Regions from separate parts of the Homo sapiens genome. Here region 1 is linked to region 2. A link is a contact called in ENCODE Hi-C or POLR2A ChIA-PET data. All regions are on one chromosome and are shown on one strand. The core of a region is the stretch at or near the end of the contact, and the rest is flanking DNA. Distances in the headings are between cores, read along the strand shown.

What was found. A loop is a pair of places that touch in the nucleus more often than their neighbours do. ChIA-PET counts read pairs that join two places held with the same protein, here RNA polymerase II (POLR2A). Pooled maps may share reads with other maps.
Region 1: a map of B cell shows a loop between it and region 2 (6-fold over the local background). The contact joins the promoter of ZNF770 here to the promoter of GOLGA8B in region 2. A Hi-C loop is called at or near these places in 3 of 168 maps with a recorded cell type or tissue (B cell, CD8-positive, alpha-beta T cell and naive thymus-derived CD4-positive, alpha-beta T cell), 1 of 37 single-sample maps with no recorded cell type and 9 of 50 pooled maps. POLR2A ChIA-PET finds 5 or more read pairs at or near these places in 6 of 52 experiments (CD4-positive, alpha-beta T cell, HepG2, T-cell and 3 more).

Annotation. Positions count from the first base shown.
Region 1 is chr15:34,985,603-34,992,429 of GRCh38, reverse strand. ZNF770 (zinc finger protein 770) reads left to right here and starts at 4,143. Exons shown (of 3, transcript NM_014106.4): 1 at 4,143-4,314; 2 at 4,757-4,873. It overlaps LOC105370764 (a long non-coding RNA gene), which reads right to left and starts at 4,072. Exons shown (of 5, transcript NR_188212.1): 1 at 3,946-4,072; 2 at 2,620-2,745. RefSeq lists enhancers at 3,959-4,048, 5,455-5,504, 5,585-5,644, 6,628-6,827.
Region 2 is chr15:34,581,801-34,587,897 of GRCh38, reverse strand. It overlaps GOLGA8B (golgin A8 family member B), which reads left to right and starts at 4,247. Exons shown (of 24, transcript NM_001023567.5): 1 at 4,247-4,382. RefSeq lists silencers at 744-944, 4,097-4,426, 4,507-4,736, 4,767-4,946 and enhancers at 2,972-3,472, 3,457-3,526, 3,473-3,974.

The DNA of each region.
Region 1 (6,827 bases), core at 2,894-5,393, 400 kb before region 2:
AATGGGAAGAGGAGAAAGGAAAGATAAGAGAGACGGGATGGAACCAGGAGATGTGAGCTCCTTGCCAGCCTGTCACTTAGGGCAGAAGGCAGCTTTAACACCATTAAAAGTCAATTTCAAAAAGTGTCTGTTTTTTAGCCGGGTATGGTGGCTCATGCCTGTAATCCCAGCACTTTGGGAGGCCAAGGTGGGCGGATCACCTGAGGTCAGGAGTTTGAGACCAGCCTGGCTAACATGGTGAAACTCCGTTTCTACAAAAAAAAAAAAAAAAAAAAAAAAAAAAAAAAAAAAAAATTAGCCAGGCGTGGAGGCGCGTGCCTATAATCCCAGTTACTCGGGAGGCTGAGGCAGGAGAATCGCTTGAACCTAGGAGCCGGAGGGTGTAGTAAGCCGAGATCGTGCCATTGCACTCCAGGTTGGGCAACAAGAGCAGAACTCCATCTCAAAAAAAAGTTAAAAAAAAACTCTGTTTTTAAAATATTCCAAAAAACATACAAAATATCCTAAAATTATGGACTCCTTTGAAGTACAATTATTTTGGTAAAAGATGAAAGATTTATAGGATCTGAAGAGAAACTAGAGAATCAAGTACAATTATTTGGATAAAAGATAGAAAAAGAAGAAGAAAATTTTTAAAAAGAAAACATTTGCATATAACAACTTTCTGAGCTTCTTGTTAAGAACCTGGTGAGCAGTAGGTGCTCCAAATTATTTCCTGCGTGAGTGACTCTCCTGCCACTCCCCACTTTCCCAACCTGTACTTCACACTCCAGCAACTACTTGTATTTCCTGTTTGCCATGCCTTTTCTCACTGTGTGTCTGTTGTGGTTGGAATATTCTCTGCCTATCTTTCCTTTCCCCACCCTCCTCCAAAAACACACTCTCTTGCCCACTAAGCAAGTTACTACTCATTTTTATCCCTGCCTCCTACTGTCTCCCATGGGAAAGGCAGTCTCTCATTTCCACCAGGTTTCAACTCAACAATCACAGAACTAGGCTGAGTGCAGTGGCTCATGCCTGTAATCCCAGCACTTTGGGAGGCCGAGGCAGATGAATCACCTGAGATCAGGAGTTCAAGACCAGCCTGGCCAACATGGTGCTAAAAATGCGAAATACTAAAAATGCGAAAATTAGCCGGGCATGGTGGCAGGCACCTACAGTCCCAGCTACTTGGGAGGCTGAGGCAGGAGCATCACTTGAACCTGGGAGGCAGAGGTTGCAGTGAGCTGAGATCGTGCCAATGCACTGCAGCCTGAGTGACAGAGCAAGACTCTGTATTAAAAAAAAAAAAAATCACAGAACTTCTCATTAAGGCCATCTCTGGCCATCTACTAAAATGCCAGCATCCCCACCCACACCCTCAAATCTTCACAGCCCTCTTCTGTGCTTTTCTCCTCAGTTCTTACTAATATTTAACATATTATATATTTTAACTTATTTGATCTGTTGTCTGTCTCCTTCAGTAGAATATAAAATCTATGAAGACATGGATTTTTGACTTTTTGTCTGCTACTCTGTCCCCCTTGCCTAGAACAGGACTTGATACACAGCGAGTGCTTAATATATGCAGAACGGATGGATGGATAGATGGCTGATTGAAGCTGCAGCTCAGGGACCATCTGTACCTGGAACCTCCAAGCAGATTTAGATGTTCTTTCCTCCTATATATATCTGCTCTTATCATATTGTATTAATACTTGTTTGTATGTTATTTTCCCCTCTGGGCTAGAAACTAATTTAAGGTTCAGGGCCTAACTGCTTCATCTTTATATAATTGGAAGTGAATATTTAGAGCTTGGTACCTGATATGTCTTTTCTTCTTTTTCTTTTTTTGAAACAGAGTCTCGCTCTGTCGCCCAGGCTAGAGTGCAGTGGCACATCTTTTCTATTTTTATTATTATTTATTTAAGACAGAGTCTTGCTCTGTCATCCAGGCTGGAGTGCAGTGGCATGAACACGGCTCACTACAGCCTTTAACTCCTGGGCTAGAGCAATCCTCCCACCTCAGCCTCCTGAGTAGCTGGGACTACAGGCACGTGCCACCACGCCCGGCTAATTTTTGTATTTTTAGTAGAGACAGGGTTTCACAATGTTGGCCAGGCTGGTCTCGAACTCCTGACCCATGATCTACCCGCCTCGGCCTCCCTAAGTGCTGGGATTACAGGTGTGAGCCACCGCGCCCAGCCTAGGTTAAATAACTTCTAAGGACACAACTAGTAAGCTGCAGCATTAAGATACTAATTCAAACGTATGTCATGCACCCCCTTTATTTTTCATTCTCATACTATCTTTTCTTCACCCTGCCACCTCTGCCCTACCATGTTCTGTCCTGCCCCCACATTTTTTATTTATTCATAGTCTACCCACTACTGCTAGTTCAAATTTCACATATTCAATGAAATCTTCCTTGATTACTCTTATTCATGTTAATTTCTCTTTTTTTTCCAGAAGGCTCCTGAGATAGCTCTCACGGTAAATGGGGGAGGTTATGACATGGGGCATGTGGCCTTGGAGAATAGCCTATTCAAGTCCTAACTGCTTTCACACTCAATATATATTCAGACTCTCCATGCAAAGGCCAATTTGTTTTGCAGGTAATGGATAAAGAACGAATCTCACCCTCCAGTGGTCCCCAATTTCAGGTAGTGTTTTCTCATGATATGGATGTATCTCCTAAGGCTGATGTGGCTGATGATGGATGCAATTGTTTGCATTATTTGGCTGAGTTAAGTTTCCCAGGAGTAGCTGCAGAATGGAGCAGATTTACAAGGGTTATCCGGACAAACAGCATCCCCACTTTGGGACTAGCATTTAGGACACCAGAAGTCTTTCCTTTCCCTTCTCCACCCCTGCTTCTGTTGGAAGCAGACTTCAACCCCTCCCAAATCTGACTCCTTCAGGGTTCCTACATGAGAAGCAAAAGCTCATTTCCTATTCGCCATTTCCTCATGCTAACACATCCAAAACAGAGAATTTTTGTTGGCTCAGCTGCTTTAATTTTTTTGGTAGAGGAAAATATATCAACATTAGAAACCATTGATTTTTGTTGCTGATGGTCCTTAGAAAGTAATGCAAAAAGTTGCTTAGAGTTAAAAAAGTATGCCTGATAATCTGCTTTCATTTCCTCCTTTCTCAAGGTGATACAATTACAATCAGAACCTGCAAAAAATCCACAGTAAATTCTTCTCTAATGCCTTTTGCACTTAAAATCTTTAGTAGATACCTTAGCATCTTATTCAGTAATAACATGCCAACTTAGTCTGTAACTAAATATTTGGTCTTCAATTGTGACTACATAAAATGCTGAAATATCTATAACTTGGGAAGCAGCAGTTATAAATGCAGGTCTGGTATTAGACAACCTGTGTTCAAATCGCACCTCTATCGTTTATTAACTGTGTGACATTAAGTTCCTTAACGTCTCTGATAGCCTCATTTTCCTCATCTTAAAATGGGATCCTATCATTTCATAAAGTTGTATTCTATATGAGTAATTAATAATGATAATAGTTCTTTGAAGGCCTACTACACTAGGAATTATGTTGAGCACTTCACACTCATTTTATCTAATTGTGAGAACAGGGCTTCGTACACTGTAGACAACCAAAACATACTGAATGATTGAGGCGGGGCTAATGAGGTCCGCAGCTGGCACGCCATTAGAGGAGTCGCGAGTGGAGCTCAGTCATGTCTGCCCACAAAGCGCCTGCGCTTGACCTCTACGTTATATTTACTTTGGCAATGTACAAAGTGGTGAGGACAGTCCTAGCCCGGAGGGCCCCTAACACATTGTCGTCTTCTTATCCTCGGCCCTCTGCGTTAGAGAGGGCTGCCCCGAATCGGCTTTGAACGCTGACTCGCCCTTTTCCAGTCGGCCCTTGAGCCCACTAGTCAGGGCTACAGCGTTTTCCTAACCGAGGTTCAGAGGTGAGATGGAAAATGTACCCGTCTTTATTCTGTTCTCTCCCCTGCAATGACAGGGTGAATGGCGGTGGGGTTGGGGGCACGTCTCCAGAGTCCCAGTCCGCTCGGGACCCGCGGACCGCCCGGAGGCGACAACGGCCCTGAAATTGGGGGGAGCTTGTTTCCAGCCGGACTGTGTCCCTGGGCGCGCCAGAGCGCCGCGCCTGCGCGCTCAGCCCGTTGCCGCGCCGGCCCTGCGGACGTGCGCGCGCTGCCTTCGCGGCACCTGGGCCTGAGGTGCGTGCCTCCCGGGCCCTCGCCAGCTCCAGATGCGTGAGGAGGACTTCAGAAACCCGACTGAGAAGTGGAGCGACCCCCAGGGAGGGTCGGACCTGCCTCAATACCGCCAAGGTGCCTGGGGACCCAAGAACGGGGGCTCCACAACCTCAGTTCCTGAGCTCCTTTTGCTTTCTCACTTCCCCACCTATTGAGTGCGTCTCACGCGGAGCAGAAATTTGAGAGGAAGGCGTAGAGGGATTTTTTTTTGTTGTTGCTGTGGGTTGTATCACATGTGGCGTTTTCATCCTGGCTGCAGCCAAAGCAGTTTTTACCCTTACCCTTCCTTTCCTGGCGTGGGATTTTGTGGTTTCTGGACTCGGCTCGACCATTACGTGCTTATTATTGGTTGTGGGCCTTTAGAACGAGGACTGTGTGTCAGTGTCCTTTGTCCAGTGTAGTCCACTGGGAGGGAGAGGTGAGGGTTCAAGGCCAAGAGAATGGGCCCGGGGCGAGTGGGGCAGAAGCAGCCGCCGGAGATTATTCCCCAACTGAAAGTTGTGTGTGTTTCTCTTAGGTCTTTCATTTCTTGTTCGCTTACTTTCGTGAAATCCTCACATCGTTTTAATGGTACTAGTCAAGACAAGAAAATCAACAGGCTTTCAGCCTTGAGGCAACATTGGATATTATTGAGGTCAGTTTTTACAGTTTTTACAGTCTTCACGTAGAGTATCTTGTTCTTGTCAGGATAAATTCTGGATTGAACCACTGAGCAGATCTACTATTCTTTTATTTCAGTTTAAGATAAGAAAAATTACAGTCTTTTTTATTTTTATGTTATCAACAAAAATCGGTTGAAATGGGATTTGGAGCTCCATGAGTGCGTGAGGTGAGGATCCCTAACCTGACTCTCATAAACAGGAGATAGGATCACCACTTGCCACTAATGGTTCTAACAATCTAGGGCTCCCAGTAAGTGCTTTTCCACGTGGTGGGAGGCAAGTGACAACAGTTATCCAATCTTAGTGCTAACAATGGATGATTAACCGTAGCTCCTTTTTGGTACAGGAGCTGTAGGTAGCCAATCCCTGTTTTAATCAGAGGTAGTTGTGGTGTGTGATTTTTTTCTTTTAGGCGTGTTCCACGAAAGCATTTATTAAAGGGAAGAAGAAACATACAAAAGGAATTGAATCTGGCTTTATACCAAAATCCTGTGTGATCATTCAGTCCTGACATTGGACAATTACCAGGCTTTGCCTGACTGGCCTCAAGGGCCAAGCTGTCCTCCCACACCATACTCGATATGGGCCGGTGCATTGCAGTTTTCTGGAGGGGGTTGCAGTCAAGGACTTGCCCTGCCCCTCCTGCTAGATATGCAAATCCCATAACTTCTTTCCTAGCCTGGGTACCTCCATTTGGAGGCCCTCCTAGGAAGGACCGTGGCTAAGACACTTTTCTCCATTTTTGACCCAGCTTCTTTCACTCCTAGACCTTCCCCTCCCTTTCCTATTCTGAAGTTCCATAAGAGGCAGGAGATTTTTGTTAGGGGCTCCTTTCAGTGAGAGGATTACCTCATATGCACTGCATCAACTGACCCTCACCCAGTGTCCTTGTATTTAGTAGACCACTGGGGAGCCAGTGCCTCTTTTTACCACTTGCTTGCACTGTCACAGTAAGTGAATAAAGGCTTGATTACTTTTGGTTTGACTCATTGTCCTGATTGACTACCTTGGCACCTAATTGCTGCCAAGTTCTTTGCAGTTCACTGGATTCATGACTTAATTTTAATTATCATGACTGTTGCTCTGTATCGGCATGTTTAGAGACTTTGGAGCTTGTTCACCTCTAATTTCTCTAATTCAAGCTACTGAAAATGCATATTCATAGCACCAAGAGTTGATTGTTGGTTAACATTGATATCTGGGTTATATGATATATTTTACTACTATACTGGCTTACAGTCAGATTGTTTTATTTTGCGTGGATTTATGTGGCATTTTCCATTTGGCCTGTAATTAGATGATTTTTATTTAAAATAAATATTTTGGAATAATATGGGTCAAGTGAAGAAAACCAGACACTTGCTTTCTTTAGTAATCTTGTCTCATACTATGGGCCCCTATCTTTCTCACCTTAATAGATCACTTGGCCACTTTGAATAAAGTGGTCGATTTGTTGTAGGTTCCTTTGTCTAGTATGAAGAGGCATGTTAAGAACAGCTTTCATAAACTTTTTTACTTCTTCCTACAGAAGTTTCACAAAACAATATTTATCCTTGCTATATAGTATGCAGTCTGATACTTTCTACTATTATTTATCCCCTATTTTTATTTATGTATTTATTTTTAAATTTTTTTTGAGAGTCTTGCTCTGTCTCCCAGGCTGGAGTGTGGTGGTGCAATCTTGGCGGCTCACTGCAACCTCCGTCTCCTGGGTTCAAGCAATTCTCCTGACTCAGCCTCCCAAGTAGCTGAAATTACAGGCATGTACCACCACACTCAGCTAATTTTTGTATTTTTAGTAGAGACAGGGTTTCACCATGTTGGCCAGGCTAGCCTCGAACTCCTGACCTCAGGTGATCCCCTGCCTCGGCCTCACAAAGTGCTGGGATTACAGGCATGAGCCACTATGCCAGCCTCCGCTCTTAT
Region 2 (6,097 bases), core at 2,998-5,497:
ATGTTCAGCTTCCAAGGTATTTCTTTGATGGAACCTTCACTTAAAGAAGAGGTGAAGAACAGTGGAAGCTTATTCTTTATAGTAGATTATTGAGGTGAGGTTGCCGAGATTAAAAGTCACAAGTTTTGGAAATAGGTAGAATTAATTTTAACCTACAGATTTTAAACTTAAGAATGCACTCACGCCGGATGCGGTGGCTCATGCCTGTAATCCCAGCACTTTGGGAGGCCGAGGCAGGTGGATCACGCGGTCAGGAGATGGAGACCATCCTGGCTAACACAGTGAAACCCTGTCTCTATTAAAAATACAAAAAATTAGCCAGGCGTGGTGGCGGACGCCTGTAGTCCCAGCTACTCAAGAGGCAGGAGAATGGCGTGAACCCAGGAGGCGGAGCTTGCAGTGAGCCGAGATCACACCACTGCACTCCAGCCTGGGTGACAGAGCGAGACTCCATCTCAAAAAAAAAAATTAAAATTAAAAAAAAAAAGAATGCACTCAGGTAGATTCTTCTACTTGTCAGTGCTGCAGTTTTCTCATACGTAAAATGATGAAGATATGTCTATTTCACGCGGTTGGTAAAAGGGAGAAAATAAACTAATTTAGGCAAAGGTGCCCATTGTTAGGCTTGGCATATAGAAGACACAAAGCAAATGGTAGCTATTACTGATTCTGTGATAAAAATGGTTAAGTTTTGTTTATATTTGACTGGATCAAAAGTGAAATGATCCATATATGATCTTTTACTTATTACATGTGTTGATGCTGTCCTGAAGAATATCTTATAAATAAAAGGTTAGATTTGTTAGTCAGTATTGAACTAAATCAGTACATCTTTTCTGTAAAATGCGACAGCACCTAACCATTCTCAGTACAGCATAGGCACTGTCATAAGTATAGCATTTGTTTTGTTAACTTTTTAGGTACACTTCTTTTAAACTGAAAGCCAGTGTTGGACAAGCAAATGCAGCTTCAAAATGGCAACAGGATAAGGATACATTTTTTTTTTTATGCTTTAAGTTCTAGGGTACATGTGCACAACATGCAGGTTTGTTACATATGTACACATGTGCCATGTTGGTATGCTGTACCCATTACCTTGCAGGGTTGTTACATATGTATACATGTGCCACGTTGGTGTGCTGCACCTATTAACTCGTCATTTACATTAGGTATATCTCCTAATGTTATCCCTCCCCCTCCCCCCACCCCATGACAGGCCCCGGTGTGTGATGTTCCCCACCCTGTGTCCAAGTGTTCTCATTGTTCAATTCCCATCTATGAGTGAGAACATGTGGTGTTTGGTTTTCTGTCCTTGAGATAGTTTGCTCAGAATGATGGTTTCCAGCTTCATCCATGTCCCTACAAAGGACATGAACTTATCCTTTTTTATTGCTGCCTTTTTTATAGTATTCCATGGTATATATGTGCCACATTTTCTTAATCCAGTCTATCATTGTTGGACATTTGGGTTGGTTCCAAGTCTTTGCTATTGTGAATAGTGTCGCAATAAACATATGTGTGCATGTGTCTTTATAGCAGCATGATTTATAATGCTTTGGGTATATACTCAGTAATGAGATCGCTGGGTCAAATGGTATTTCTAGTTCTAGATCCTTGAGGAATCACCACACTGTCTTCCACAATGGTTGAACTAGTTTACAGTCCCACCAACAGTGTACAAGCGTTCCTATTTCTCCACATCCTCTCCAGCACCTGTTGTTTCCTGACTTTTTAATGATGGCCATTCTAACTGGTGTGAGATGGTGTGTCATTGTGGTTTTGATTTGCATTTCTCTGATGGCCAGTGATGATGAGCATTTTTTCATGTGTCTGTTGGCTGCATAAATGTCTTCTTTTGAGAAGTGTCTGTTCATATCCTTCGCCCGCTTTTTGATGGGGTTGTTTGATTTTTTTTCTTGTAAATTTATTTATTTGTAGATTCTGGAATATTAGCCCTTTGTCAGATGGGTAGATTGCAAAAATTTTCTCCCATTCTGTAGGTTACCTGTTCACTCTGACGGTAGTTTCTTTTGCTGTGCAGAAGCTCTTTAGTTTAATTAGATCCCATTTGCCTATTTTGGCTTTTGTTGCCATTGCTTTTGGTGTTTTAGTCATGAAGTCCTTGCCCATGCCTATGTCCTGAATGGTATTGCCTAGGTTTTCTTCTAGGCTTTTTATGGTTTTAGGTCTAACATTTAAGTCTTTAATCCATCTTGAATTAATTTTTGTACAAGGTATAAGGAAGGGATCCAGTTTCAGCTTTGTACATATGGCTAGCCAGTTTTCCCAGAACCGTTTATTAAATAGGCGTTCTCTCCTTTCGTATCTAAAGGAGTTTTATGGACAGGCTGATGGTGGTTATGTGCATGTGGGGAGAGCTTAGAGTGGGAGCTAGTCATTACACTGGTGGACCTTTAAATGCCACGGTAGGGAGGCTTCCTCCAGAGGACCGACAACTACACTAGCAGCACCCACTCTCACCAGGCAGTGTACACAACTCTCTTTGGAGAGAATCTCTGATTTTTTTCTTTGGGGTAAGTGACTGGCTGCATCCATGATTTGGGGGGAGGGGCATTAATTGTCCATGCTGGATCTTCATTTATTCTACCTGTTCCAGTCCCATTTCCACTCTGCCCTCTGTGATACCTGCACTGCACTGGAGCCTGGAGGCTCCCTGAGGTTCTCACAGACGGACGGGTCAGCCACCCCCGCCCCCGGGCTCCAGACCCTCTTCGTATGTTCTGGCCTTGTGCCCTCGAATCTATCCCATAGATCTCTAAATCCTCTTCATCTTCCAGATGAAATCATTCATCTGCTAACGACTTCCTTCTGCCCTCTTTGTTATGTGGCTTAGACTTTTAAAAACACTGATCCATTAGTTGAATGGAAGAAGAGGATATAAATGTGATTTATCAGACCCCATCTTGAATCCCATTCATTTCACAGCTGCTGTCCTAACTCAGGCTCAGGGTGTGCAGAGGCCAAGTCCACACTGTATCTAACCCTAGTGCAGCTCAGGATTTGGTTTTCCCCAGCCCGTTCTCCTCAGGGTCTCAGGTCAGGCCCTCAGGGCAGCAGGAAGATGGGCTCTCCTCAACCCCCAGGCCCCCTGTCCTTCTGTGCTCCCCCTCCCCCCCGCCCCCCCCCCCGTCTTCAGAACTTCCCATGCCACAGCTTCGCCTAGTCCAGCCACAAGGAGAAAAGAAAACGAGGGCAAATCACCAGGATTTGGGGGAGCGAGGCAGCTGAGGTCCCACTCTGCACAGACTAGGCACCTTGTGCCTCTCCCACGGCTTACCACATCTGCCTGGGACTCAATGAAAGGGCCAGAGGGCCGAAGGTGACACCGGAGTCTCCAGCACGACCTTCGCCCAGGGCCTCCAGGGGATTTCGATTTCTCGCGCTGTGGGGGCGGAAGACCGGCTCTCCTGGGGATGTGTGTGAGTGTCTGGGAGTGTGTGCTCCCCAGGGCCCCGCGGAGGTCAGGGTCCTCTCCATTCAGGACAGCAAGGAGAGAAAGGCCTGGAGTGAGGCCCTGGGGCTGGGGGCTAAAGCAGCAGAGTATCAGAAATGGGGTGCTAGGGTGGTTACTGGGGACCAGCAGGGAAGACTTGGAGTCCAGCATGCGCCTAGGGGTGCTGCGGTGGGGAGGCAGCAGGGGGCCTCCCCTGCCCGATGGGGCTTTCGGAGGCCGCGATCCCCGAGGGTTCCTAGCTCTAAGGTCCCCGCTTACAGCTGCACCGGGCAGAGCGAGCAGGGCGCAGCGCCGCGGCCGGGGCAGGATGCGGAGCCTCGCGTTCACCGGCTTTACCCGCGAGACCAGACCCCTGCAACTCCCCAGCCAGCAAGGCCGGGACGTGCTTCGGGCATCTGTGTGCTCCCCAGGGCCCGGGACGTTCGGGGCGCTGAGCCGTCCAACGTCTGGGTTCCAGCCCCGGTCCCGTAGATCCTCCCGGCTGGACCCGGGTCCTGGGTGCACCCGCCCGCCCTGCCGATGTCCCAGTGCCGGGGCCAGGGGCCGCAGGGCCTCGTGAACGCCCGGCACGGACGCATCTTTTTCTTCCCTCTCTTCCCCGCGCGCGGTGTCGCCGGGAAGCGTTTCCCGGCCCCAGTGATCCAAGAGCGGGTGAGGTAAAGCGGCAGGGACCGGGGCGCGGGCTCGGCAGCCGCAGCTCAGTGCGCGTGCGCCAGGTAGCGGCAGCCCTGCGTGCTTTCCGTACTCCGCTTGCGGTATGTACCCGCCGCTATTCAGCTTCCGGGCTAATTAGCAGTCGCGGTGTGCCGCTACGTGCGGGCTCTCAAGGAGCTCAGCCTCCCGGACGGAGCCGGCGGCTGCGGGGCGAGGACGGCGGCGGACCGGGGCAGCCCCGCGCCCTGGCCAGGTAAGCTGGGGAACCTTGGCTGCCTGACTCCCTGGCGGCGGCAACCTGGGGCCGCCCGCGGCGCCGCGGGGACCCCGACGCGTGGGGGGCGGCGCGGAAGCTGCAGGCCAAGAGCTCCCGAGCGCTGCCCCCCGGACTCGGCGGGGCTGCGGGGAGGCCGCCGCTGGGATCTAGGGGTGCAGCCCGGCTGGCCTACGCCTCTCGGACCGGCCCATCCTCCTCCCACGACAGGCGGGCGGGTGCGGCGGGGACCAGGCAATACTCTCGCATCCCGGGAGGGGCTCACCGCGGTGAGGGGCCACTCTCGGCGCGGGCAAGTGGCGCTGTCTGGCGGGGCCGCCCGCTCGGATCTCGCTGGGCTGGCCGGGCCGCTGGTGCGTTCCGCTGCCCCGCTTGACGCCGGCATCAAGTCCCCGAGCTGGGCGGCAACTACTGAGTTTGGGGTCGCCTCTGGGTTCGCTTCCCCGGGAGAACCCGAGCCCGGATCTTCGCCCCTTCCCTTTTCCTGTATAATAAGGCCCAGAGAGAAAAACTTCTCAATTAAAAACCCCACACCTTGTTGCCCCGGGGCTGCAGGCGCCGGGTTGGAGGCACGCCGCGGACCTGCCCCTCCCGGAGACCTGCCCCGGAAGGGGCAGGGCCCCTTCTCCAGGCCAGGCACTGCCTGGCAAGGCTGCTGGAGGGAGATCTGGCCGCAGATGGTGAAGGAGAACATCGAGGCCCCCAGTCCCCAAGCAGGGCTCCATGGGTCGGGCGGCGGGCATTGGTAAGCCCAGGCGAGGGGTGAACTTCCTTTCCCCGGGGCCGACGCGGAGGGAGGGTGCGGGGAACGCCCGCCGAGGGGCCTGTCCTGCGGTACCCCAGTGGAGAGCAGAGCCTTAGAGGGGCCTGCTAGTCTTAGTATTTATTGGCAGAAGAAAGGCTTATTTTTTCAGATCTCTTGAGATACGACCTGGCAGGCACCAGACGTAAATCTGTGGTTGAGTGCAGTCAGCTCTTAAACGGGCATGCGGTGGATGAAGCGCCCCAAACTTCGCATCTTGCGTCTGGCACTTTGTTTTTGGGCTAAACTGCCTCTGGCCTCTTCAACCTCCTGTGCCTCTTTCTGCTTTTGTTTGTTTGTTTCTATTTTCTTCCTCGTTGAGAAAGGACAGTGGTTTTAGAAATAATGATCTGAGAGCTTTGCAGGTTGAAGTGGGACAAGTTTTCCTAAGGTTCAGGTTGGCAGTTGCCAGGAGCCTGCAGGTGGCTTTTTCTCAGGCCTCTGGGTCAGGGTCCCTCCAGTGAGGTGAGGCAGGGGTTTCTCCCCTCCCAGAGGTGTGGCCACTACGCAGGGGGACAGGAACTGGGTTTCCCAGTCCGGGGAGTCCAGGATGCCCTGCACTCTGCGCTGATTCCTGGGTGACCGTGGGGGCTGCCTCCCCCTTCAGCCTGGGCTGGAGAGGGTCTCCTGAGCTTAGGAACTGCGGGGCAGGAGGGCTGGGGTGTTAAGGACACGTGGAACTTGCTGGGGCTCCGGGCAGTGTCCAGGGCGTGAGCAGATAAAGCTGGACCTTGCAGCTGTGTGCCGGCAGCCCTCGGTGGGCTCTAGCAGTACTGTTGGGGGGCCCTTGGAGTGGGCTCCCTGGCTGGGCTGGGACTGGGTGATGGCAGTAGCAATGGGGCACCAAGTCTTCCCTCTCATTTGTTAGGAAGTGCGGTCTGTGCCCGTCCCC